2 separate regions of the Mus musculus genome follow, and region 1 is linked to region 2. Evidence: chromatin loops called from intact Hi-C (ENCODE). Cell type or tissue: left cerebral cortex. All regions are shown on one strand. Each heading gives the region's core, and the rest is flanking DNA. Links, peaks and the distances in the headings are about the cores only. Region 1 has its middle 11 kb from the start of 1700021F02Rik. Region 2 holds the start of Mapk10 (mitogen-activated protein kinase 10).

Region 1 (7,307 bases), core at 1,430-5,429, 130 kb before region 2:
GGTAGAGTGCTCAGCTCTAAATGGGACATTTATATTACACCCATCTTAGGGTTTTACTGTTAGGAACAGAAATCATGACCAAGACAACTCTTTGTTTGTTTGTTTGTTTTTTTCAAGATGGGGTTTCTCTGTATATCCCTGGCTGTTCTGGAACTCACTCTGTAGACCAGGCTGGCCTCGAACTCAGAAATCCGCTTGCCTCTGCCTCCCGAGTGCTGGGATTAAAGGCATGTGCCACCATGCCTGGCTCCCAAGACAACTCTTATAAGGACAACATTTAATTGGAGCTGGCTTACAGATTCAGTGGTTCAGTTCATTATCATCAAAGTGAGAACATGGCAGCATCCAAGCAGGCATGGTGCAGGATGATCTGAGAGTTCCACATCTTCATCTAAAGGCTGCTAGCAGAATACTTACTTCCAGACAGCTAGGATGAGGGTCTTAAAGCTCACACCCACAGTGACACACCTACTCCAACAAGGCCACAACTACTCCAACAGGGCCACATCTTCTAATAGTGCCACTCCCAGGGCCAAGCATATACAAACTGTCATACACCCTCATCTCTCAAAGCTCAGAGATCAAGGAAGAAGGGATTGAAAAGGTTGTAAGAGCAAGAGATGGTGGTCATCTATGGCAACACATCTGTTGGGTATTACAGGGCCAGTGCACACATAAACTGGCAGTGCGTGTTCTGTGACTACACGCACAGGACCTGCAGAAGATCAGATGGCCTACATCCCAGCATAGACAGGAATTTTTGATGTCTCACCCCTTGCTGAATAGATACTAGCAACTGATGGTTTTTGTGGCGTGGAAATTAAGCTTTCTTTAGGGGTGCCCTCTGCCAGGCTACCCATGTTCCAGTAAAGGGTAGTCCTATATGCATGCGCATATGGCCAACAGTAAATGGATTCAGTGAGTTTCAAAAACAAACACATGAAGTTGGAGGGTGTAGGGGATGGATTGGAAGAGAGGGAATAAGGGGAGTGGGTTTGATCAAAGTATGTTATATGAAATACTCAACTGAAAAAAAAAGAGTGAAAGATCAGCTTCCTAAATGGAGCACTCTAAAGACTAGAGCCTCAGCTGACGTTAACAGCAGAAAACCTAGTTTTTGACCACCTACATAGTCTTAAAACTTGGCAGTAAAAAATGGAGTAATACAAAACAGAAAGGATGAGGTAAACTTTACAAAAAGGCTGCATTAGTCAGGGTTCTCTAGAGTAACAGAACTTACAGGATGAATCTCTCTATATAGAAAGGGAACTTATTAGAATGACTTCCAGGCTGTGGTCCAGCGAATCCAACAATGGCTAACTATGAACGGAAAGCCCAAGACTCCAGTAGTTGTTCAGTTTCCAAGGCTGAATGTCTCAGCTGGTCTTCAGTATACACTGGAATCCTGAACCAGAATCGAAACAAGGATTAACCAGACCATACCTGGGTAGAGACTTTTTAAATATGCAGACCTCCATAATTCCCTTCTAATTCTTTCTGTACTTAAACTTCATGTCAGCACCCCGAGAAAGGCCGTGGGGTTGTCCGACACTTTGTGTATTCCTCTTTTCAATGTGGCCACCCTACATAAGCCTCACATTTCTGCTTCCCACTCTTACATTTCTCTGTTTCTGTAAGTTGCATGAAGGGGGCAGGTTTTGCAGCTTTGAGTGATGAGGAGGCAGGGTCTCATTAATACCTTGAACACGTCCATTAGAGGAGCTGTTCAGCACTCTAAGGACCCTGGACATGTGGGAGATGAAGTGCATTTGAGTTATAGAGAACTTGATTCTTGACTAGAGTTCAGTAAACTCTAATATTCTAATAATGTTTGTATGGGATGATACAACTACATAATAGCTTCTGTTTTAATCATTACTAATTTATTTCTAATATTAGTGTGAGGTTTGTGGCCTGGCGTTTTTGCACCACCCTTTGTGTCCCCGTGACGCCTCAGAGCATCAGCAGACACCCAGTGTAGACTGCTCCAGCTCATTCATGTTTTTGTTCATCTGCTACCGGCTTAGTTTCCGTACTGTTCAAACAAATAAAGAATCAATTTACTGAACGATTTTGAAAGAAGAGTCATAACCATATGTAATATCTCTCTAAAAAGAGCCAACTGACCTAAAAACGTGATTTCGTGAACAAAAATCAAAATGAAAGGAGTCATCCAGGGTTCTGGAAAAAAGAAGCTTAAAGAAATAAACATGACAATCAATCAACACAATCAAACAAAGGATCCTTTGGAAAGGTACAATTTCTGTCTGACAAAAGTCTCCCCTTTTGACACAGAAAGGGCCCTGGGAGACCTGCTGGGGAGAGCAGGGAGAGGTAGGAGGCATGACAGGGACACAATGTAAATATTGTGACAGCTTAGTCACAGGAGTGAAGCGCTTCAGGCATTCTCACATTTTAACCCTACTGTAACAGTTACAATTCTTGTATAGCTAAAATCCAAGAACCAGCTCTTTGTATCTCTCAGTATCCCAGCCTGAAACAAAAAGTCAAGTTTAAAGCTTTGCTAGGTAGTTGTGGTTTGTCTAAATAGTCCTACTTTTATTTTTATTAGGCGTAACCTAGAGCCCTGTAATGGTTTCGCTGTGGCCCCCCACTTTCAACACCTTCTGGTAGGATGAGAGATTTCACGCTGAGGCGTGGTTAGGACAGGCACCAGTTTAGTCTGAAAATTTACTGGGTGAGGAGTTCAAGCTTGGCAGATGTTTCTGGCCATCGTATTTTTTTTTTTTTTTTTTTTTATCAAAACATTGCTTATTGGGAGAGATAAGCCAACCAATTATAGACTTCACATTGCTACAACAGGGCATAGTCTTTTGAAACGGGTGGGTGGGAGGAGTTCCCAGTGTCTCCTCTTGTCTGATCTTCCCTCCGTACCCGCCCCTTTGTCTGCAGCCCTCATAGCCTGTCTTCTCCTGAGGGGGATGGAAGGTAAAGAGAGGGAGGGCCGCAGGGTAGAGCGCTTCTTCCTGCAGACAAGATTTATGTTGGGATGATGACTGTTTGAAATGAAATCCATAGCACTAGATTTAAAGCAACATTAAATAACGCCGACCCATGATTCATAATCACTGTGCTGGGTGCTTAAGACCTAAGGCTTAAGCTACGGGCTGTGTCTCCCCACACATGAATTAGACAGGTGTCTACCATTTGGAAAAGAAACAGTCTGTCTTGTAACATTAAATTGCTAGGATATTATTTGTATGTAAACAAGTCCAACATCACCTCATTTAAGACCAGCTTTGTCCTTCAAACATTTTACTGGGAAGGAAAGTGAAAATGTCATGAAGAGTTTGGTTTTGAAGGCACTGAAGCGTCTCCTTCGCCTTCAGTGTTGCGGTTCCTTCTGTGGTTTTTCCTTTAGAATCGGTAAAACCCCACGATTGGGCTGCACTTGGCTTTAAATAGCAGAGAGAAGTAACTCAGTGCTGCCAAGTTAGGGAAAGCAAGCAGCCAGCAGCCGAACACCAAGTGCTCACTGCTTTCCCGTCAGATTGGCAGTTCTGACAGATGGCTACATGGGGTTAATTTGAATTTCTTGCCTTCTAAAAATCCTAAGGCAACTGCTCTCTTGGGCGCCTGTTTCTAGCTTTAAATCTTTGTCTCCAGTGAAATAGACAAAGTGGCTGCTCAGCCTTAAAAACAAATAAATCTCCTTAAGCACTTCTCACCACCAGAGAAGGTTCATTATGTGCCACAGCCAGGGTCAAAGCTCACACAATGGGTGAGGGACAGACCGAAATCTTTCAATGGAGGCTAATTAGGAGGTAAAGCCAAATGGAGTTAAGGGGCTAGATATGGTAAAAAGCAAAAACAAAAACCAGAACGTTAGAGAGTAGGAACAAATAGTTTTCAAAAATAAAATAATAACTATTAAAAGGCTAGGCTTTTTTTCCCCACTTTTGTGGTTAAAAAAAAAACTTGGATTAAATCTATTTCTGATAAAGTAAGAGGAATTGAAATCCAATTCCTTCTATAAAAATTAGATTTTAAAGCTGATGGCTACACATTTATCACTTTAAAAATTATCTATCTATCTACTTTGTGTGTGTGTGTGTGTGTGTATGTATGTATGTATGTGTGCATGTGTGGGTTAGAGGGACAGCTTGTGGAAGACAGTTTTTGTTGGCATTTAGTCTAGGCTTCGCCCCACAGTTACCTGGCAATAGCCAGGTGTGCCTGACTCTCTATAAAAAGGGCTCCTTGCCCCCCCCCCCCCACTTTGTTGCTCTCCTGCTCTTGCTCCTGTTCCAGCTCCTCGCTCCCCATTTCCCTCCCTCCTCTCTCTCCACTCTCATGGCCTCTTCTCTCTCTCTCTCTCTCTCTCTCTCTCTCTCTCTCTGCTACCCTCTTAACTCTCCTCCCCATGCCCTGAATAAACTCTATTCTATATTATACTATCATATGGCTGGTACCTCAGAGGGAAGGGATGCCTCAGCATGGGCCCGTAGAGGCACCCCCTTCCCCTGCACCCTACCACACTGCCACCAATTATCTCTTGTCTCTTATCTCTTTATAAAATGCAGTATAAAAACAGTTTAGTCCTTCTACCTTGTGCTTCTCAGGGATCGAACATAGGGCTTCCTTCAGATTTGATGCTAAGAACCCGACCCATTGAGCCATTTCACTAATCCTCACCTTAATTTTTAATTATTTGTTGTTTTCATTTGTGTCAGAGTGAAAGAGGGGCATTTGCAAAGATTCTCACAAAGATTATCCCAGAATCTGAGCTGACCACATATTATTCACTTCTTTTTTTTTTTTTTTTAATAAGTTTTTTTTTTTAAGATTTATTTATTTATTTATTTATTTATTTATTATATCTCAGTACACTGTAGCTGTCTTCAGACACACCAGAAGAGGGCGTCAGATCTCATTACAGATGGTTGTGAGCCACCATGTGGTTGCTGGGATTTGAACTCTGGACCTTCGGAAGAACAATCGGGTGCTCTTACCCCCTGAGCCATCTCACCAGCCCCTATTATTCACTTCTTGTACAGACTGGCCAGTCTGTCTTTGAGCTGCCCGTTTGTGTGGGGGCCTGCTGGTCAGTAACTGGCCTTTCTGAAGACTTTCTAGTGAAAGACAAGGAAAAATTCAGACCCCCTACAAGAATGTAGGTTAGTCGGTTCAGTGACCCTGTTTCAGGAACTGGCCAACCACAAAAGTTAGATTAAAATCTTGAGAATAATCTTGAGAAGCAGGGGGTTTCCTCTTGTGATTTTTTTCCACTGGTATTTTCAGCATTTTCCAATAACATCCTCTCTACCCACTTGGGTTGTGCTTTTTCCTTTAAATACCCCCCTTTCTCAGATACTCAGAGTCCACGGTCCTCTACCCCTGTGTGGTGTACAACTGTGGGCCCCACAGTGCGCCTGGACTAAAAGTCCTCTTGCGGTTTGCATCAAAGGTTGTTTCTTGTGAGTGATTTGGGGTGTCACCTCTCCTGAGTCAGAATGTGGGGGAGTCCTCACTTTGTGGGTCTTTCACTAGCTTGGTAAATTGGACAGAGAGGAACATGATAAGTTGGTCAAGGCAACGATAAAGAGAGAAAATAAGCATTCTTAGAAACTAGTGAAGTGTCTGATCATGCAAATATTTTCAGTGTCCTGTCCCAGAAATAATATATAAGGGATGGCTGGATAATGGTTGGCATACCTCTGCATTCAGAAGACAGCTACTAAGTCTCCAGTTATAGAGGTGAAAGTCCAACATTTCCTCCTGGGATCATTGGCAAACTAGTGCATTTTGTTTTTTAAAAATAGTACTTTTATTTCAACATTATTGAGTTAGCCTTGAGAAGTTCACTTAATGTATATGCAAGCCATTGTAACACTAATTCATTGTCACAGATTGCTTTCAACTATCTTTGAAATTTTCTTTATTAAGTAGAATAACCAAGTGTGAGATTATAGATGCTTCGTTCATCTCAAGTAACTGGGTGCTTCTGCTCTGCCAAGCACATTCAAAGACTAACAAAACTGATGTGCAGATGGAAATATGTATGGGACATACTGTAAGGTTAAGGTGACCAAATGATTGGTGCTATATTATTCCGTTTGTACATAAGTGATGAATGGATGCATAGAAACATGTATGACAAAATACTTTGTTTTTGTTTTTAATTTGTAGCAATCCTTCTGTTTCAGCCTCTCCCAGGCACTAGATTACAGGTGTGGGCCATCAGATCTGGGTGAGAACAGAGTTAGTATGTTGGTATGTCCAAATCATTCCAGTTCCTGGGAAATTCCTTTAAAAAATAATAATTTGCCTGTATGTTTGTCTGTACACCACATGTATGCTTGGTGCCTGCAGAGGCCCTGAAGTTGAAGTTATAAGTAATTATAAACCGCTTGCTCTGGAGGGGGAGCCAGTACTCTCCAGGCCTTCTGAGGTCATACATACAAGTCCTTGGCTCTCTCTGACCTCAGTGATAGCAACAGAGAGAATCAGAACCTAGAGAAGCCATTGGATTCCCAGGATGGCATGACTTAGATCTTCCTTACTAGTGATCTAGAATTGGAACAGGAAAGATCAATGAGCTGAGTGATTTGCTGGAGGTGGGAGACATGAGGCTAGGAATGGGGATCTCTATCAGACAAGGGATGGGGGCTCCAAGCGAGATGAGTTCCTGCTTTGTTTCAGTTCTAAGATGGAATTGTGCAAATCACACTGTCCTGTCTATCTTGGAGACTTTTGATACACATCTATGTTTTCTTAAAGCAAACAACCCACTGCATACTCAGATCAATATGAATGAATGGAATTCTCAGTCATTCAGACATCTTCATTGGACGTCAAGCATTTCTTATTTTTGAGCTATTAAGACTGCTGTCTCTCAAATCCATAGCATCTAGTTACCTTTTCCTTAATTGTTCACATACATATACACATACATACAGACACAATTACACACACCCAGAGACAGATTTACACACATAGGCACTTAAACAGATACACACACACACAGACATACAGATATACATATATAGACACTTAAACAGATACACACACAGACATAAACACAGACACACATTCACACAGATACAAACACATAAACATACACAGAAATAAACAGATTCACACATACAGACACACACAGAGACTCACACAAAGACACACACCACACATATGTATTCCTTAATATATAATGCTTAATATAACACATAAATATAATTTTTCTCAGTCTGTGTAATGTTACTTGAACGTAAACCTTGTATTTCTAGTGTTTGGCTTTAGTTTTTTTTTTTAGTTTAAAATTTAGAAAACCCACTCATTGAATAAATCAC
Region 2 (7,307 bases), core at 1,442-5,441:
TCAGTGGGCCAGTTCCAGAGCACGGTGTGAAAACATGAATTTTAGCATCACTTTGGTTCAATAGATGGAAACCCATCTAAAAGATGTTTGAGAAAAACCAGCATTGAATCTAATTGTGTAGCTTGAAAAGTCCAAAGACTAGGATTACTTTCAAAATATGTATTGAAATGATGCTATATGTGAAATAAGGTGAAAATTGTTTTGGTAAACATTTTAATAGTGAAAGTACTCTAGGGATCATTCCATCTATATCTATATCATCCATATCTATATCATCTATATCTATACACACACACACACACACACACACATATATACATGATTTAAAATTTCATATAGCAAAGTCAGAAAATTTGCTTAAAAATTAGATATGTAGTAAATTCAATTTGTATTAGTTTCCCATGGAATTTTCTGAAACCAGAAAAAGAATACCACAGTACCCTTAATTTATTAACTCAAATTGTCAGTAGTTTCTTTCTACCTTAAACTGCACTATAAATACCGGTCTAGCCAGTTTGCTTTAGCGGATATTTATGCAGGGTTTGTACAAAAATAGGGAGACTAAGAAGAAATGGGGTTGGACAAATGACCTCTATGGTCCAGACGCAGGTCCAATCTTGCATCTCTTCTGAGGTTGAATTCATCTCTTGTTTGTTTTCACATTCAGAGAGATGGTACACCTCTGCCTTCCTTCGCTGTTTGTAAAAAGCTGAGGTAGTTGAAAATCCGGGGTGACTGGCTTCCCAATGGCTGTTTGATCTGCCCTTGGTGCTGTGCAGAGCTGGAGCAGCAGGGAGGATGCTCTTTGGCTTCGTGCAGAATTCCACCCCCCCTACCACCCCCACCACCCCCCCCCCCCCGCACGCTGAATTCGCATATTTTGGTTGCCAAGTTCCGAAGCCTGCTTCTCATTTTGCCAGAAAACGAGGTAGCTGTAGCCACAGATAGACTTTTTCCTTTTTCTCTTTCCTCCTCCTACCCCTCCCTAGACCTCTCTGGGCTTTGACGTCATGTGTGCTCCTTTCAGTTGCCATAGCAACCCCATTCCCCAAGCCCTCTGTCCGTCTCCTCTGGTAGGTTCCACAATGGTACAGGCAGCCTCCCGCTGCACAATGGTTTCCAGGCAGTGAGAGGGTGATTCAGCAAGCCGCTCTCTCTTCTCTTAAGCCTCCTCGTCGTCTCAGTTTATTTTTATGGGGGGTGGGTGGTGCTTCTTATATGCTTACCCTTTTTTTTTTCTATTTTCATTTTTACAAATTTCCTTTTTCCTCCTCACTCCTCAATTACTAGGGGCTTGAGTGAGCTAAAGATTGGGTCTTCTTGGAAATCACCTGTCTGTTATTATTTTTAAACAATCGCTACACCTCCAAAGACTCTGCTCCTTACTCCGGTTTGGAATGTGGCTAATGACTACCCAGTAGGGAGGATTTCTGGGGCAAACAGCCGGACCAGGATCCTAGTTCTCAGGCACGGAATGGTAGGTGGCTCCTTGCTCATTCTGGGTTCTAACCTGGTTTGGGAGGGTGGATGATATCTGTCATCGTTCCTGGTGGAATGGGAGAGAGCATGAGAAAGTAGGAAGTGATGGTGTTGGAGAGCCGGTTTAATCAAGTGTACTATCTGTGAGGCAGAAAACTGGTGTTTCTCTCTGGGCAAAGCATCTCTTCTCAGATGGAGGCTAAAATCTTTCTGTTTGGAGTGAAGAATTCTAGAAGGTGGGACAGACCATTATTGTTATGACTTGGCAGAGTAAGAGAAACACACACGAGGGGGGTAAGGGGGGAGAGGAAAGAGAGAGAAAGAGAGAGAGAGAGAGAGAGAGAGGAGAGAGAGAGAGAGAGAGAGGAGTCTGGATCTCACTTTAACTGAGAAATGCTATGGGTCTCATAAAACATTCAAAAATGTTATTAGTAAACATAAATGTTTATTTCCAGACCGGTTTAACTTTAAATATTCTAGAATACATTCTTGCAGTTTAGAGGTATTTACCAAAATATTAGAAACTATGTTCCTCTTGTAGAAAGACCCTGAGCTAAATTTGGGCTGCAGACAGGAACACAGGACAGGGAACAGACCAGGGAAAGGAGCAAACACCGGCGGCACCGCAGCCACCCAGGTGAAGGTCCCTTTAAGAAAGTGATCTCTCAGTCACAGCAGGCAGCATTTTTCTATGGCAAGGTTCCCAGGTATTCAGTGCTGAGATACTGTGTCCCCTAGAAATGTCAGAGCATTTTCAGAAAGAAAAAAAAAAGCTGTCATTGGAAAGGAGCTTGATGATACAGTTATCAGAATTTATGTGTTTGTGCTTCAGAGAATAAGAGTGCTTTATTTGAAAAACCTCCAAGTAAATCAGGTTATGGATATTTCAAGGAAAAAAATACATATCCTTTTCCTTCCGACATTTAAATAGAAGGACCTAGGTGCTGCTTTGACTCTCTTCTGCAGATAACTTTCAAGGGCATTGCAATTTGGCCACAGAAAGGAATGGCTTACCCCAGGGCACTAGGTTTTGAAGCAGCCACAAGGTTGTTTACATGCTCTGCGTTTGCTGCAGAGCGATGTGTCTGTGTGACGGAGATAACTTTCATGAACACAGGCTAAGTCATATGGGACAGGCCACAGCCGGGAGTGAAGGAAGGCTGCCGTTACCAGGCACCACTTTCTTTTGCCCAATTTCTGCCTCTTTCTAATGCTGCTTTTGCCAATCCTGGATGGGTTTGCAGGATGCTGGTCAATGCATTTAAAATGGTTGCGGTAATAGCCACTTCTCTCAGAGAGGCTTCAGTAGATGGCTGTCCTCAGTGAGCATGTCAGCACAGGAGCCATGCTCATGAATGGATTCAGGAGCCTCCAACTCCACTTTGGAATCATGGGGATATAGGGCTAGACAGTTTGATGTAGCAGTCCTGCTGCTTCTGCTGTGTGTTTCCTCTCTTTCGTTGGGGGGGGGGGTGTCTAGGTCTTACCCTTCAAATTGACACAAAGTACTAGAAAAGCAGATGAGAAAGGCGGTTGACCTTAAGCATGAGTTTCCAGCTTCCTTGTTGGCTTCTTCTTCCCTCCGGTCCTTCATAGCTTTCATTTTGGTCCTTCATAGCTTTCATTTTTCAGGGCAAGATTTTTGCAGTAGTAATGAAAAGAGGTTCCCAGTGACAGGGGAGCTGAGACACTACCTGGGGAGTGGCAGATTCAGCTGCCTCCAGCTTCCTGCTTGCTTTCCCCCAAAACAGCATCGGCTGGGGGAGGGGGATATGTTTGCATGCTGAAGGGGTGATTACAAACGGATCCCCCAGGGACCGAGTGTGCTCTCTCTGTCATTGTCTGGCGCATCTGCAGCTAGTACTACGGTTTCATAGTATGTGGTCAAGATGCTTCAAGGTTAAGAGGAACTGAGAGGTGACACGGATGCCATAGAAGTGTTATTTGAAATCTACAGCGAAACTCACTCGCTGCCAGTGTTGTGCTATAGGAATATCAGGAGCAAAGGAGATTTGCCTAAATGTAAGTGTTCAAAGGAATATACATATACTCAAAGTTATATTCTAGGCTCATGTAAACGAACCTGTCTCTTGGAATATAAGCTTAGCCACAAAGCCTTTCCATCCTGATGACAAGATAAAGACCCAGTGAGGTTTCCTTGTTTATTAAGCACGGGGTCAGGTGTGTTTTCTTCTTGCACCAGAGCTGACCTCAGGTGTTATTTGTAGCTAGAGGCTAGCTCTGGAGTGGTATGGCTGTGACTAAGCCAAGCAAGTCTTTGGTTGCTTGTCAGAAAAATGGGCTGCTGGCGAAGGCTGCCTTCAGTCTGTATGAGAAGCAAACGGATCCACACTGTAGAGGACTTCATCCCTGTACCCCTGCCCTGCTTCCTGTAAGGTTCCTTCCCAAGCTCTTGTTTGGCATGGTGGCAGTCTTTTATAGAGGGGTGCAGAAGTGTCCAGTAGCAACTAGAAAGGAGTGCAGTGCTCTCCTGGCTGCGGGCACGCAAAGGAGCTCCCTCCATACAGGCATCTGTGACTGCACCTTCTCCCCCGAGCTAGAGCTAGTGAGGAGGGGAGGGCTCCTGGGGAAAGCGGCCTACAGACTCCCGGGAGGGCAGCTGTATCATCAGTCAAGGCGAACAAAATCCATTTGTGTCTTCAGCATATTGAGATTATTTATTGCATTGCATAATCTTGTGTTGAGACCCGGTGCTGCCGGCTCGGGTAAGAGGGCTTGCTGCATATTGTTTGAGGAGAAGCTGTCATTTAGAAGGGAGCTTGTGTGTTAGTTACTCCTTACTGGCTTTCACACTGAAGTTCAAGTGTTTTGAGCAGACTGATCCTCCCAACCCCCGCAACACCCACAGTTTGAGTACATTTCAATCTCTCCAGCTAATTAGAGAAAGGAAAGTTAAAAATCTGTGTATTTTGAGGACCATTGTTTCCCTCATCTTTAACATAGAAAAACCTTTTTTTTTTCTTTTTCTTTTTTAATAGTGAATCTTGGTAAAATGAGTGGAAACAACATTGGGTAACAGTGAAAGATCTCTAAATCAAACTTATATGTATGCAAGCAGTTTCCAAACACACCTATTTTCAGCAATGAATTTTGTAGTCTAATTGACATTTTGGACCCACAACAAGCTACTTTGGCCTTTTTCACCATTGTCATCCCTGGTGCCTCCAAGATACAAAACCCATAGACTTCATAGAAGAGCGCTGGTGGGAATGGAAAGCCAAGCTTTGTACAGAAAGATAAATGATAGCGAGCTCTGGTGGAATTATTCCACTCACAACTGCTCACACACTCTGAGTGGTGTGCAGACTGAAGGTGCAGCCATGGCACAGGGCATCAGGCATGGTACAGGGCACCAGGCAAAGCACAGGGCACCAGGCATGGCATAGAGTAACAGGCATGGCACAGGGTACCAGGGATGGCACAGGGCACCAGCTATGGTACAGGGCACCAGCCATGGCACAGGGTACCAGGCATGGTACAGGGTACCAGGCAGAGCACAGGGCACCAGGCATGGTACAAGGTATCAGGCAGAGCACAGGGCACCAGCCATGGCACAGGGCACCAGGCATGGCACAGGGCACCAGGCATTGCTAAGCAGCCTGCACAGTAAGGGACAGGTTTCTACAAATTCCTCCCCTTACTCCTCCTCCCTCTTCCTCCCTAATTTCAGGATCAAGACAAAACATAAGCAACAGAGACTTAAAAGCTCTAAAAATTCATGTCAGTGGGTTTTCCTCATAGAAATAAAACCAAGTCCTGGTGTGTGGCTAGTGGCTGGCCTGGATGTACTAGATGCTTCCTAAGTGTGGGATCCTGGAGTCATTGTTCTCTTTCCATGTGGAAATGGGTCCTGAAACCACAGAGTATGAAGGCAGGCTCCTAGGACTACTTACTTGGCTGTGTTTATTTTGTGTCTCTAGGGGGAGCTTTTCTCTTCACACCAACCACCTCACCAAACAGTAATTTCCTGTCCCTTCAGATACTGTGTCATATCAGCCTAGCACACAGTGGGCACACTAGGCACACAATAGTTGTCTGTTAATTGAAAAATGCAATGCATGAAAGACGGTGAGATGGGTTTCAGGTGTTGGAGTCAATGCTCGTGTGGGGAGTTGACTTAAACAGTGAAGACAGGACAGTTTGATGGTCAGTACAATAGGAATGAAGAAGAGGAAGATACACTCTGCTTTAAAATGGCTATGTATGATGAAGCAGACCATGCCTGGATGTTAGAAGTAGATGAGAGGATGGTGGGGAAAGTATTCCTAGAAATTAACACCAGGGACGGTGATGAGACCCTTATTTGACCAGAAAGGGAGATAATTTCAAGATGGCGGCCATATTTGTTAAGCTGGATATCAAGCCTGAGGTTTGACAGTAGGAAGAACATTAAAAACTTGGCATGGGCCTTGAGACTCTGCTCTAAAATAAGGAAGGCAGCAAGGATAAGGAGTGGGTCTGTAATAAGATCAGATTACTATAGTGGCCTCTTTTGCCTCCAGAACAGCATCTGCTTAGTTTTTATGTTGTGGATACCAGGGGATTCTTTTTGTTAGTAGCTGTGTAGCCATTCTTCCAGTGAACTGTGCTGTAAAAAGAAGACTGTGTTCCAGTGGAAGCTGAACTGATTGAAAGTCCACAGTTAGAGAAGTAAATATCCTATCCATTCAGATACTTAGTAACTGAGTTCCATGGTCAGAGTTTACAAACTTCTAGCTGTTCTGCTACAGAGGCCACCAAAAGTTTCTTCATTTGCAACAGATTCTAACAGAAACTCTTACCTCAAATGTCCTATGTTGTTTCCTTGCCACCCCGGGGAAACTGTTCTATTGTATTTGATGTTAGTATTTTGGTTTTAGTCATGAAGATGAAGTTGAGTGTGGAATCTTAAAATGCAACTGAAGCATCGTTCTGCTCTGGTTTTAGGCTATTGTGAGAACAGCACCAGCAGGATCATCGCAGATCTTGGTTATGGCCACTCAGGCAAGACGCTGTTGAGTTAAGACCCCTTTCCCATAGATGAGAAGCCACAGAAGCAGTGGTAAGTGAAGCATCTTCAAGTATTCCTTAGTAGGATGCTGAGAGTCAACAAGACCCGTTTACCATATTGCCACATATCGCCTCATAGATGGATTTGAAGAAGCACTGCTCAAAATGGAGTCGATCTAGGCAAAAATCATTGGAAAAGAACATGTATATTAATTGATGGTGTGGTGCTTCTAATACTGTTCTGCATTATTCTGTGGTTTTGAGATACACCACAGCAATCTCCTCTATGAGCCATCCCAGTCTACATAGGATAGCTTCGGTTAATAACTCCATGTTATAGAGTAAAGGTTGGGTAGCATTCTTTTAAGTGGCCTTGTTTGTAGGCAGCATGTCACTCTAGTGGTTAAACTCTCTCAGTAGATAAATTGGTTCTGAGCTAAATTGTGAGTGGTTGATTCCAGAACCAAACCTCCATGCACCACCCCACCCCCACACCCCCTCACACACGTCATTTAGCTCTTCAGACACACAGGGAAGAGAACTCCATCACATTTGTGGATATTTTCAGCTACAAATTCATCTGCTCAGGAAACAACATTAAAGGTATAGTTAGTTGCTCTGCCTACTTAGAATAATCTGAAAAAAATGTATTATTTTATAAAAGATTAGCGCACCCAAATTCAATATCTAAAGTCAAATCTACACTTGCTTCATAGTCAGTCACCAAAGTCAGCAGTTAGTAAGCTAAAGTCGAGATAAGGAAGCTGTGGTCTGCCAAATAACATCTTTGAGGAACAGAATGCAGGATCAGTGCCTGG

The links. A loop is a pair of places that touch in the nucleus more often than their neighbours do. Peaks named below come from ENCODE experiments on the same cell type or tissue, not always from the same donor. Only the 100,000 strongest peaks of a DNase experiment are listed, where the experiment ranks them.
Region 1: a loop joins it to region 2, with 7 times the contacts of the local background. A loop is called at or near these places in 7 of 42 quality-filtered maps.

What each region holds. Positions count from the first base shown.
Region 1 is chr5:103,332,388-103,339,694 of GRCm38, reverse strand. No RefSeq gene overlaps it. Among named protein-coding and RNA genes, the nearest start is that of 1700021F02Rik, 11 kb to the left of the region's middle. In left cerebral cortex, for the core only: no CTCF peak of the experiment used is centred there; DNase peaks (open chromatin) are centred at 3,074 and 3,473; H3K4me3 peaks cover 483 bases; H3K27ac peaks cover 319 bases.
Region 2 is chr5:103,205,060-103,212,366 of GRCm38, reverse strand. Mapk10 (mitogen-activated protein kinase 10) reads left to right here and starts at 1,033. Exons shown (of 14, transcript NM_001081567.2): 1 at 1,033-1,477; 2 at 6,427-6,541. In left cerebral cortex, for the core only: no CTCF peak of the experiment used is centred there; DNase peaks (open chromatin) are centred at 2,717, 3,283, 4,039, 4,262 and 2 more places; H3K4me3 peaks cover 3,618 bases; H3K27ac peaks cover 3,406 bases.